Regions from separate parts of the Homo sapiens genome. Here region 2 is linked to region 1. Evidence: chromatin contacts called from ENCODE Hi-C data. All regions are on one chromosome and are shown on one strand. Each heading gives the region's core, a stretch centred on a gene start or an enhancer-like site at or near the end of the contact. The rest is flanking DNA. Distances are from core to core; before and after follow the strand shown. Region 1 holds the start of PSTK (phosphoseryl-tRNA kinase). Region 2 holds the start of FAM24A (family with sequence similarity 24 member A).

Evidence for each region. Hi-C counts contacts between places; a loop is a spot of excess contacts on that map. Pooled maps may share reads with other maps.
Region 2: a loop to region 1 is called in a pooled map, with 10 times the contacts of the local background. The contact joins the promoter of FAM24A here to the promoter of PSTK in region 1. A Hi-C loop is called at or near these places in 5 of 50 pooled maps.

Annotation. Positions count from the first base shown.
Region 1 is chr10:122,977,806-122,984,338 of GRCh38, forward strand. PSTK (phosphoseryl-tRNA kinase) reads left to right here and starts at 2,596. Exons shown (of 6, transcript NM_001363531.2): 1 at 2,596-2,890; 2 at 4,928-5,219; 3 at 5,467-5,665. The coding sequence starts at 2,675. RefSeq lists an enhancer at 2,608-2,927.
Region 2 is chr10:122,908,144-122,914,676 of GRCh38, forward strand. It overlaps FAM24A (family with sequence similarity 24 member A), which reads left to right and starts at 2,467. Exons shown (of 3, transcript NM_001029888.3): 1 at 2,467-2,676; 2 at 3,490-3,616; 3 at 4,619-4,968. The coding sequence starts at 3,492. The coding sequence ends at 4,811. RefSeq lists a silencer at 3,750-4,044.

The DNA of each region.
Region 1 (6,533 bases), core at 1,346-3,845:
TGACTGGAATGCAAAATGGTACAGCCACTTTGGAAGACAGTTTGGCAGTTTCTTACAAAACTAAACACTCTTACTGTATGATATAGCAGTCACGCTTCTTGGTATGATATTTACCCAAATGAGTTGAAAATTTACGTCCACACAAAAACCTGCACATGGATGTTTATAGCAGCTTTATTCATAATTGCCAAATCTTGGAAGCAACCAAGATGTCCTTCAGTAGGTGAGTGGAAAACTAAACTGTGGTACCTCTAGACATTGGAATATTATTCATGGCTAAAAAGAAATGCACTGTCAAGCCATAAAAAGACATAGAGGAGCCTTAAATGCATATTACTAAGTAAAAGAAGCAAATTAAAATTGTGTGATTACAATTATATAATTGTATGTTATTCCGGACAAGGCAAAACTACAGAGACACACACACAAAAATCAATGGTGTCAGGGGTTAGAGGAGAGGGAGGATAAACAGATGGAGCACAGAGGATGTTTGTGCTCTGTGCTCTGAGGATGTTTGGGCTGTGAAACTATTCTGTACTGATGGATATGTGTCATTATACATAGCCAAAACCTACAGAATGTACACCAAGAGTAAACCCCAATACCAATAGTAAACTATTTTACACCAATAGTAAACTATGGCCTTTAGGTGATAATGATGTGTCAATGTAGGTTCATTGATTATTGATTGTAACAAATGTATCACTCTGGTGAAGGATGTTGATAGTGGGGGAGGTTATGAATGAGGAGGGGAAGGAGTATATGAGAACTCTACTTTCTGCTCAGTTTAGCTGTGAACCTAAAACTGCTTTAAAAAATAAAGCCTATTTAAAAAAAATACATAACCAAAACAAAAATAACTATGATAAAAAGAAAAAAAAAACCGGTTGCCTGCAGGGGTTAAATGGGTGTGGATGTGGAGGATGGGAGATAAAAGACAGTGGAGCCAGGCTCAATGGCACATGCCTATAGTCCCAGCTACTCAGGAGGCTGAGATAGGAGGATTGCTTGAGCCTAGAAATTCGAGGTTACAATGAGCTATGGTTCCACTCCAGCTTGGGTGACAAAGCAAAACCCTGTCTCTTAAAAAAGTGGGGGAGGGGCAAATTAAGGAGAGGGACCTTATACTGGACCAATAATGATAAAATGTCATGAAATAAAGAGTTTAACTCATTGCTCTTCACTTTCAGTCCAAAGGAAAATGAGATTATTTGTAAGTGCTTCATACAAATTATATCAGCTTTAGCAGGTTACTCGTCATATTTTGACACAGTATACACTGATTTTGTCCTTACGTCTTCACATTTTGAACATACCCTTTACAGGTAAGAAGGAATTATCCCCTAAAATATAAGGATAAAAGAATCTGGAATCTAGGCCCGACGCGGTGGCTCACGCCTGTAATACCAGCACTTTGGGAAGCCGAGGCGGGTGGATCATTTGCGGTCAGTTCAAGACCAGCCTGTCCAACATGAGGAAACCCCGTTCTTACTGAAAATACAAAAATTAATTGGGCAGTAGTGGTGTTCGCCTGTAATCCCAGCTACTCGGGAGGCTGAGGCAGGAGAATCCCTCGAGCCTGAGAGGCGGAGGTTGCGGTGAGCCGAGATCGGACCACTGCACTCCAGTCCGGGCGAGAGAGTGAGACGCTGTCTCAAAAAACAAAAAACTGTAATCTGAATTCAATTTTTCTACAACACACCCCCAGACAAAAAAAACTTGGCCAGCCGCGGTGGCTTGCGCCTGTAATCTTTGGGAGGCCGAGGCGGGCGGATCACAAGGTCAGGAAATCGAGACCATCCTGGCTAACATGGTGAAACCCCGTCTCCACTAAAAATACAAAAAGTTAGCTGGGCCTGGTGGCAAGCGCCTGTATTCCCAGCTACTCGGAGGCTGAGGCAGGAGAATGGCGTGAACCCAGGAGGCGGAGGTTGCAGAGGTTGCAGTGAGCCGAGATTGCGCCACTGCACTCCAGCCTGGGCGACAGAGCGAGACTCCGTCTTAAAAACAAACAAAAAACAAAAACTTGTTTTGTACCTCTCCATAGCTTAGTATTACTTTTTAACACAAACACCTATTGTTCTCTGTCTGCATGCACTGGAATTGAGGTCTGTGGATGTGCCTTTCCTGACAATATTTCTTCACGCTTGCTGCCCACTGGTGCTGTGAGGGCACAATAACGAATGTTTACTTTGCCCTTGCACTCTTCACATCTGGGAACCGCAAAGGAGCGCGGTGGTCGGACTGTCAGCCTCGCCTTCTATTCTTTGATTTCCAGTAACTTATTTTCGAAAGATTGCTGGAGGGAAAGGCTCAACGTCTCTTTTGGGATTTTCCTAAGCAGAAAGACCTCATCCTAACAAAACTGAGGCGCCAATCCTACTGGCTGGCAACTTTCGGCAGGGAGGGTGATTCTATTTGAAGATCAATCCTAACTCTGGGACCCCTTGGGAATGTCCAGGAGCTAGGAACGCAGCGCCGCGGTCTCTCCAGCCTCTGGTCCCTGGGAGCAAGCAGGGCACCGGTGGAGCAGGTGCCTCTGGGGCCGCACGGAAACCCAGCTAGGCCAGTTCCTCCACTGCGCCGGTAGGCGGCGGAGACGCTGCGCGTGCGCGCAGGGCAGACGGTAGAGCGGAGACGACGCTCCCAGACTCCTCCGGTCTCCCCGGGCAGCATGAAGACCGCCGAGAACATCAGAGGAACCGGCAGCGACGGGCCGCGGAAACGAGGCCTCTGCGTCCTCTGTGGCCTCCCCGCGGCAGGAAAATCGACTTTCGCGCGCGCCCTCGCCCACCGGCTGCAGCAGGAGCAGGGTTGGGCCATCGGTGTTGTCGCGTATGATGACGTCATGCCCGACGCGTTTCTCGCCGGGGCAAGAGCGCGACCGGCGGTCAGCACGGAGGGGCGGGGCCTGGGCCGCGGGGCGGGGCGGGGCGGGGCGGGGCGGGGCGGGGACACTCGCGTCCACGCGGTCCTGGGTGATTTGCCATGAGCGCCCATTGCTTGGTGTGGGAGGTGAAGTTCGAGAAAAGTGGAGCTGGGTTAACATAGTTACTGCAGAGGGTGAATGCGTTGGCTGTAGAAAGTGGTTACAAAGCCAACTGTTAGAACGATGCATTTTAGATGCTTATCTGTATATTTGATGCATGTATATGTTGTATATTCTATACAGTTGAGTCTTCAGACAGGGTCAGGTTCTCAAGTCAGCGTGCAAGGTGGAAAGCCCCTATAGTCAAATGCACTGTCGAAAATCCCTTAGGAAGTTTCTCCTTAGGAGAGGGAAAGAAGTTCTAAAACTTGAACGTCTAGCTACGGGTGGATTCAGGTTTTGTAATTTGAGGAATCCTCTTTAAGAAAAGGAATAAAAACTATAAGTAACAAAATTTCTGGGGTCCCTCAGAACGATAGAAAGAGGCTGTACAAATGCATTATCAGACCTATGAAGCTTAATCTTTGTTCATCTCAAAGTAAATCTGCCTCTGCCAGCTTTGGGAAGGATGGCTGTTTCTTAGTTGACCACCAGAGGAAGTAATGGGTTTGTATTTACGGAAAAACTTGTATGTTCCAAATACATCTCTTTAAGCCCTCCTCATCTCACACTCAGCACAGTGAGATACATCCTCTTGGAGAAGCATGTGGAAACTGAGACCACTGGGGGAAGAGTAGATTACATTCGTGTTTCTCATGCTCACTCTTGAGTAAATACTCTTTGAAATATTCTGAAATGTTAACATTATTATTTTTGTTGTTTAATGCCTAATGTAGATGAATTTACAGAAATCAAATGCAAATGTTATGTGACTCTACTTTCTAAGTATATATACAAAAATACAGTACATTTGGTGCATGGGCTCTCCAGCAAGGTGTATCTACTTTCTCATTCTTGGTTAATTGTGAAGTAAGTGCAGTGTCAGGATAGCGCAGGATTGACCTGGATGATAGTATTTTCAACACTTCGGAGAAAGCTGAAAGTTGTCGATAGGGATTGTTGTATTTGCTGGCTTTCCCTTCACTTGTATTATGTTGTTTTTTCCACGCTTTTCCTATGGACAAAGACTGTGGGACTCATCTGCTCACTTAGGAAGTGATATGTGTTTCCAATTTAGTGGGTTTAGCTGATGTGTTTGTTGTATGTAGTGTAATCTCAGTGGTGGTAAGGCATGGGCAGGCAAGTGAGAGTTCTCACTCCCCTGTCCTCGTGTTTTCCCTCCAGCTTAGATTTCTTAACTATGTCAGGATTCTCCACAGCCCTTGACCAGCACAAGATTACTTGTATTCTCAAGCTGTTTATTCCCCTCAGTTTGTTTCCTCCATCTTTCCCCATCCCATATCAACTCATTTGTTAGCCTGAGGTCTTTTCTTCTTGACCCAGAGACTTTTCACCTGATCTTTTTGCTGTCTACTACCTTTCCCATTTCAGGGGAAAACCTGCATTATTATATCTTAGCCAGACTATTTTGACTCCACCTTTCTCTTGGATGATAAATAAGTTCTTTCATTTATTCACTTATTCAGTCAGTCATCCATTTAATATACATTTCTGGAGCACCGACCCTCTGCTGGAGGCTGAGTATGCAATGGACAGTGATCTAGCAGAGAGAGAAGTGTAAACAAATGCTTAAACTGTGTAAGCACTGCTAGAGTGGAGATATATGTATAGAATGGGGTTTCATGATGGGCAAGGGAGAGGCTGAGCTGCCTTCTGCATGGTTGAGTCTGAGAAAGCTTTACACAGCACTAGTAACATTAGTTTTCCAGGCAGAAGGAATGGTATATATGGAGTCATGTGAAACCAGGTGTGTTAGAGAACTACAGATGGTTCCGTATTGTGAGCTGAAATTTTCATATGGGGCAGGGTGGCAGTGAGGCCAGATGACTGACCACCCTAGTGGCCTAATATGAATTGCAATTCTTTGGTCTCTTGTAGCCATCCCAATGGAAATTGCTTCGACAGGAACTGTTGAAGTACCTGGAATACTTCTTGATGGCTGTCATTAATGGGTGTCAGATGTCTGTCCCACCCAACAGGACTGAAGCCATGTGGGAAGATTTTATAACCTGCTTAAAGGATCAAGATCTGATATTTTCTGCAGCATTTGAGGCCCAGTCTTGCTACCTCTTAACAAAAACTGCTGTTTCTAGACCTTTGTTTTTGGTTTTGGATGACAATTTTTATTATCAGAGTATGAGATATGAAGTCTACCAGCTGGCTCGGAAATGTAATTAAAACTTTTTTTTTCTTACACATGGAGATACTTATTCACGTATCAAAAACACTATTGTCTTCAATGAGAATTTAACTTGATTAGGAGGTTATGTAGATTTACTTAATTTTAAAAGCTAGATGTTCAGTATTGCAAACGGAGTTTTTCCTACTATAATTGTCATAATTTGTCTAATATATGTTTATTTCATATTTTGGAAAAAGAGTATACCAGTAATTCTATCATTTTAAACTGTTTTCAGATTCGTTGGGCTTTTGCCAGCTCTTTTTAGATTGTCCTCTTGAGACCTGTTTACAGAGGAATGGCCAGAGGCCACAGGCACTGCCTCCTGAGACCATCCACCTGATGGGAAGAAAGCTAGAAAAGCCCAACCCTGAGAAAAATGCTTGGGAACACAACAGCCTCACAATTCCGAGTCCAGCATGTGCTTCGGAGGCCAGGTATTCCACTCAATCATCCCTCCCTGGATGCTCCCCTGTGCCAGGTATCATGGTCAGTGCTTTGTCTATGTTGGTTTAGTTAGTCCTCACACAGGCATTGGAGAGACATTATTCCCCACTTTGTGTGGAAGCTAAAAGTGAAATGGGAAAATTTAGTTTGTCCAGAAAGATTTGAACCCAAGTTTATTTGCAAATGTCTGCTCATAACTGTTACGATTATACTGTCTTCCAGTAGTTGGAGCAGGGAATTCAGAGAACACATCTTTGATTCTCTTGCTAAAATAGATAGTCTAAATAGGTTGCCTGGTAGTTTTCTTATAGAAAGAGATCTGTGAAAGAGTGCAACAGGTACTGGGTCCTATTTGCCTTAGAGCTCACCATAGTTACACTGCTTTTGCATATGTGAGGCTTGTAGGCTATGCTGTCTAATGCATTTCATTCATTACGTATGTCTTGAGAGTTCTAGAGCAGCATATTTCTAGCAGAAACTTCGCTGGCGATGGAAATGTTCTATATTTGCACTAATATGGTAGCTGCTAGCCACATTTGACTATTGAGCCCTTAAAAGTAGCTAGTGTAACTGATGACCTGAATTTTTTTGTTTAACTTATTGATTTAAACTTAAGTAGCCTCATGTGGCCAGTGGCTATTTATTGGACAGCGCAGTTCCAGAGGTATATTGCCCACACTTCCTTAGTTCCTGCATATTGTCCACGAGGGATCGGTATCAGCTCACTGCAGGCTTGACCTCCTGGGCTCAAGCAGTTCTCCTGTCTCAGTCCCCTAAGTAACTGGAACTACAGGCCCACACTGCCAAGCCCAGCTAATTTTTTAATTTGTTGTAGTGACAGGGTCTCACTATGTTGCC
Region 2 (6,533 bases), core at 1,217-3,716, 70 kb before region 1:
AGAACTGTGGGATCCAGAAGAGAAGTAGTAAAGCTCTTTGACTTGTTGAGGAGTCAGAAATCTTAAAACCTGATGAAACCAAGTGATGATTCCAATTAAACAGTCATTTGCAGACTTTTTCTAGCAGAGACCCATTGGTAAAGATTCCCTCAAAATCTTGTCCTCACTTTCACACCTTTTGCCTGGATCCAGCCTGTGGGCAGAACACACCTGTGGCTGGAGAAGAGCCACAGCAGAAGAGTTAATTACTCACATTGGCATCACAATTTTCCAAACTGTGACACATGTGTCCTTGTAGAAACCTCTGAGACACTAAAGGCTGCCACCGCCATCATTGTCAAACCTCACACCATTCATTATCCCTTCACTTCAGAAAAGCAGCAGCAGGCTTAGGGAGGTGAATTGCTTTATTAGTCTTGGTATCAATAGATGGTGAGGATGGGCTTGAAATCCAGGACCCCTTTCCTTCTCCCTATTTTCATCTCTCCTGTTCCCCATGCCCATTTGGGTTTTGGTGTAGAACCTTCTTATTTAGAATTGATTCTCTTTCACATTTGAAATCTATGGAAAGGTGAAGCAACTCTTCCTCCATGGCTGCCTCTCAAGGTAAAGCAAATGTTAGCATCTGCCCAGTTGCCCCTTCCTTTTCCCATGTCCCTACTTCCTCATACTGAAAGACAGTCCCATGCCTTCATCAAGCAAGGAAGCCTAGGATTTTAGTTTTCTGCCCATTCTGAGATCATCTCTCCAAATACCCTCAGAAGATACATGCTCAAGATGGCTTATAGGAAAAAACACTAGGTAAAGAAACCTGAATTCTCCTTCCACCTTAGTCACTTACTTGTTATGTAACTTTGGAGAAAGTATTTGACCTTACTTGACCTCAGTTTTCTCTTCTGTAACCACTGGTCTATGTTTAAAAGCACAGCCTCCCCAGCCAGGTTGCATGAGTTTCTTACTAAAATCCCAATCAACATCTTCCAAGGATGTTCTGTAACAGGCAGAAAAAAAATCTAAGATTATACTAGAGCTCGAAGCCCTGCATGTTGGTATCCTTGGCCAATTTTTTCCAAGTCCTCTCCTGCCATCTTCGCTTTTATGCATCTCCAGTCAAATGGCCTTTTTCTTGTTCCTTGACCACACCAAACTTATTCCATGCTCAGGACATCAATTCATTGTCTCTTCTCATTCGGGCGTGACTTTTCTGGTTATTGGTATTACGGGCGATAATACCCGTAATACCATTTTCATTGAATCATGGACATTTTGACTTTATGCTAGGAGACTCTAGGTCCTATTTAAATATTTTATTTTATTAGTTAGTCACTGACTAGGTTTAGCATGCAGATCCTGGCTTACTTTTGTGGGATTAGATTCCAATTCCAATTTAATTTTCAGAGGTTTCGTGGTGATATTTTGGTCTACTTCATTTATCTGGTGTCACTGGGGCTTCTAGGTCCCCGAAAGTGCTGCCTGAGGGACAGAAGGAGGGTCCCCAAGCTGGAGCCACCTGGAGTCCAGGGGGGTCTCTAGCACATGGGAACAGAGTGCTTCCTGGGCTAGGTCACTGAATGTGGTCAGATCCCTGCAGGGTCTGAGGAGGGGAGTCTCATGACTAGCAAGGAAGATGAGCACTTCCCCTGCAGGCTTATTGCCAATGGGGTTCACAATCCACCCAACTTGCCACTGCTGCTGGGAAAGCCTGGGGTTGTCAGCAGGACTCACATTAAATCCGGGAATGGAATAAGCTAGATTGAGCATTGGAAAACACCAGGCCTGTCTACCTCCCCTGTTCTACTGCTATGGAGCTTACCCAGGCCTGGGGTCCCTAGTAGTTTGCTTTCTCCTTTCCAATTTCAGAGTTCTCCTTTGTTTGATTTGTGTTATTTCCAGGAATAATAGTTATGCTTAGCAGGGAGAAACATGTCTACACAATCTTCCTTGAACCTGGTGTCTCTTCATTTAATTTTACTACACTGGCTGGATATAAGTACCTTAAAATCATACAAACCAGACTAGAACAGATATCCTGTTCAACTTTCATTTTTGTACTTTTTTTAACTATAAAGCATTAAAATCTTCCCATGTCAATGGAAGTGTGCTTGAATCCTAGTAAACGGCTCCATATTATTTCATTGTGCAACTAAAATCTAAAGTCTAACCAGTCTTCTATAATTGAAATTTAAATGTGAGGTTATTTTACCCTTCCCACATTTCTTTTTCTTTTATTTGCTAAATTGAAATCTCAAACTTGATTTTGATTAGCAGTCAAACTCCAAAAATTAATGGAAGGGAAATAAGACCTGAAAAGGTGAAAGACTTAGAATTAAGTGATTCAAAATAGTATTTATATTTCACAAAAGCAAAAATATACCTATGGAATAGAATTCAGAACTCCATGAAAGACAGCTGGTGTCCCGAGAGCTGATGTCACACAGCCTGTGGCATGAATGTCAGAATAGGCCCATTCTACCAGCTCTGGCTGAGCCTGAGCTTCCAAAAGTGAGCTGAGCTGTTCAACCTTGGATCTTAATTACTCCTAGCAGGGATAATTAGGTCCCTCTTTCTCAGATTACAGGTTTGAGAAGTTCCAAATATCCGATGCCCTAGAGGTTTTTTTCCCTTAATTTTATTGTTACAATTGGCCTTCATCTAGCTCTGGATGGTTGAACTGTAGTAAGTATGCTTAGCTATCAGATTGGTTATTCTTCTCTCCTGGCTCACTGTTCCTCAGTTTCACAGTGTTAGATTAAGCAAATTACTTATTCCAAACAAATTGGGTTTCCTGGGAGAATTTAGTATTTACTAGGAAAAATGGCAGAGGTAGGCCTATGGTCTACTAGGAAGACAGAATGAGGGACAGGGGCTCCTGAATAAGCTGGCTCCTGGTCTCTGCAGACCACGTCCCATTTCTGAGCCCTGGCAAAGGTTTGGCTGGAAGTGTCAGGAATCTCCTTAAACCCTGAGATAACCCAGTTGTTGGTGGGAAAATTGAAAACTGTTTTTCCCAAAATACTTATCACTTACAAAATAGATTTTCATATTCTCAGTATTGTTGGACAATACTTTTTAAACTAATTCTCTTAGTTTCATAAAATAATTTTAAACCTAATATACAGTGAGGGGTGACTTCTGACCCTCTGAGTGAACATATTTCAGGGCCCAGGTGGTGGGGAGTGAAGTCATCAGCTCCAAGGCAGGCCTGTGGTCATTTCCAGCTGCACATCATGCCTGTGAGAGGGAAAGATTCTTCCCACTGTCTGTCATTATGATTTCCTTCCCTCTGGAGTTTGCATTTAAGTCCATTTTTACCCATAAATAAGTCCTTTTGTCTGCCCCTGGACCAGCTTAGGATCCTAGGACTCTCTGGAAAGATTTGCTTGCAGTTTACATGTGTCTGGGGTTCACTCTTCCTCTACTAACGGAAGGTTGTTTAGTGGCTGTGTGGGGAGGAAGGCCACGTTCTGCTTCCCTGCACTTTCTCCTTAGGCATGGCAAAGATGTTTGATCTCAGGACGAAGATCATGATCGGCATCGGAAGCAGCTTACTGGTTGCCGCGATGGTGCTCCTAAGTGTTGTGTTCTGTCTTTACTTCAAAGTAGCTAAGGCACTAAAGTGAGTCATGTGGGGGAAAATGAATTACACCTCCTCAAATGGGATACCTGGACTCCCTATTTGAGCAAGGTCATTCCTTTCTGCTGTGGCCATACCCCTGAGTGAGTGAGGACAAGAACAAGAAGCAGTTTTGAAAAGGCAGAAATGGCAGCTGAGTGTAAAATCTTTTACCCTTCTGCCGGGGGTTTGTAGAATGTTCTCAGTTTAAGGCTGTGAGTGTCAGTGGTGCTTGGCTGTCACTGGACCTCAATGAGTTTACCATCAGGTGTTTAATTCAGCACCTTGGCCAAGCCTCCCTTTGTTCAGCACCTTGGCCAGTGCCCCACTCTGTTCAGCACCTTGGCCAGTACCTCCCCTGGGCACCGTAGGCTGAAGACTCCGTAGGGAGACTGCATTAATGAGCCTCTGCCTTGTGCTCATGCGGAGGATGGGCTGGATTGATCTCCTCTTGCCTGAGTTGGGAGCTCTCAGAGTGTTCCTTCATTTATTTCTGGTGGCCTTGAGAACAAAGAGGTGGATCTTTAGGACTCTGGGACAGCTGACATGTGTGAATATCCTGGGAGACAGCAGAAAGAAAAGGGAATGTAGGTTGAACAAAAGACAATTACAGTTTGGGGAGAAGACTCTTCAAGTACCAGAGAGGTTGGTTGTCAGACACAGTCCATTCTAAGGGGTTCACAGAGACACATCCCGGAGCCTGGGGCACAGCTGAATGCAGCACCTTCCCATCATTCCTGCATCTCGGGGGCCTGCAGTCACCAGCTGGGTGATTGCTTGCAATTCACTTACCCTTACTTTTGTAACCTGAGTTTACATTTATAGCAGTCGTAGGAGAGGAAGGGATTCAAGAGGAATTTGAGACAAGGGAGAGAGCCTTAATGTAGGGCTGGTGTTCATGTTTGATTGGCTTCAGCACTAAACTTCCCAGATACCCCCAACAATTCTAACAAATGGACTGAGAAGAAAAATTCTAAGCCTGAGCTTTGTGTGTCTTTTCTTAAGAGCTGCAAAGGACCCTGATGCTGTGGCTGTAAAAAATCACAACCCAGACAAGGTGTGTTGGGCCACGAACAGCCAGGCCAAAGCCACCACCATGGAGTCTTGTCCATCTCTCCAGTGCTGTGAAGGTTGTAGAATGCATGCCAGTTCTGATTCCCTGCCACCTTGCTGTTGTGACATAAATGAGGGCCTCTGACTTGGGAAAGCTGGGCACAAAAATCTTCATGAGCAATATTTCTTTCTTAATAGAATGTTTTATTATTCAAGTCAAGTTCTAGAGTGTTTACATACTATTATATAATGTACAGTGTTATTTTCTGTACTTCTGAATAAATGTGCAATATTGGAAATAATCCTCTGCCTCCAGTATTTTTGTTAGTTATAAACATCGCTTATTTAAATATGTGTATTACCTACTTTGGGATTTGGGGTCACTAGCTGGTAATATTACATTGCGGTAAAAGAAAGTTAGAAAATCAAAGTGTCCAGCACATCTCCCACCCTACAAGGAAAACACACATTGATATTAGGACATTTCCAATGTCAGTCCCAGCTGACCTCACCCAGCTGGAGTAGCTCGTTCGGCTCTCCTGAGAGCTGTGGTCGCTGGCACCTAGTTCCTCCACCACGGATAATGGTCCATTCATCTAAGACAGTGAGAGGAGCCAGGCAGGACCTCCCTTGCATTAAAGTCATCTGATCTGTGTAAAAGAAGTCCTGAGCTCAGTGGCCTCAAGGGGCACATTTGGAAAACCAGATTTCTCCTGCTGCCACCCCCAGATCGTCAGAGCAGGTGCCTCCTTTGTGGATCACGATAACACTGATGTGCGTTGATCCAGCTTCAACTATAATAGGGACTTCCACCAAAGCCCAGACTTTCTGGACCACAGTGAGAAAGCAAAGAAATTTTATCTGAGGATAGCAGGTAAACATGAGGAATGTGAGCCCCCTTTAATTATCATTCCCAGAGAGGAACTGAAATGAAACAGCAGTCATGTCTCACTGCCCCCTTGAGCTAAATAATTACCTCCTGAAGCCACTTGCTATATGGGCTCTGGACTAACTGATGCCAAGAAGCCATAAAAATCCATACGCTGGACACCAAAACTCATACCTTATAATCCAACCCTGTAGAACCAATCACTAACCAATGTCATCTCTGTAAACCAGTGAGAATTCCTGTATTAGCCACTCCTGATCACCTTTGCCTTTTTTTTTTTTTTTTTGAGACACAGTCTTGCTCTGTCCCCCAGGCTGGTGTGCGGTGGCGTGACCTTGGCTCACTGCAACCTCCACCTCCTGGGTTCAAGCTATTCTCCTGCCTCAGCCTCCTGAGTAGCTGGGGTTATAGGCATGTGCCACCATGCCCGGCTAAATTCTGTATTTTTAGTAGAGACAGGGTTTCACCATGTTGGCCAGGCTGGTCTCAGACTCCTGACCTCAAATGATCCACCCACCTCGGCCTCCCAAAGTGCTGGGATTACAGGCATGAACCACTGTGCCTGCCCCCTTTGCCTTTAAGAACCTACTACTAACAGGCCAAGCAGAGCACTTCCCAAAGCAACCTGGAAGTGCGTCCCGGCCACGGTCCTCAACCTTGGGCCAAATAACCTCTCTATGTTAATTTTGTTTCAGTTTCTTTCCTTAGGTCAAGGACAGCAACAGGTAGCAGGAAGCCCTCCCTCGCTTCTTCTGCTCCCAGTTGCCTTCTGTTCCGGCTCCTTCCCCTAAGCCTCCTGGAACTGCTTTCGAGCACGAGAAAGGCATAACCGTCATGTATACTCCTCTCATGAACTAAACCCTTGCTTGTGAACATCACATGTAGACAATATAAAGAATTATTCTAGCCTGGGTAACACAGTGAGGCCCCGTCTCCACCAAAAATAAAAATAAAAAAATTAGCTGGATGTGGTGTCCC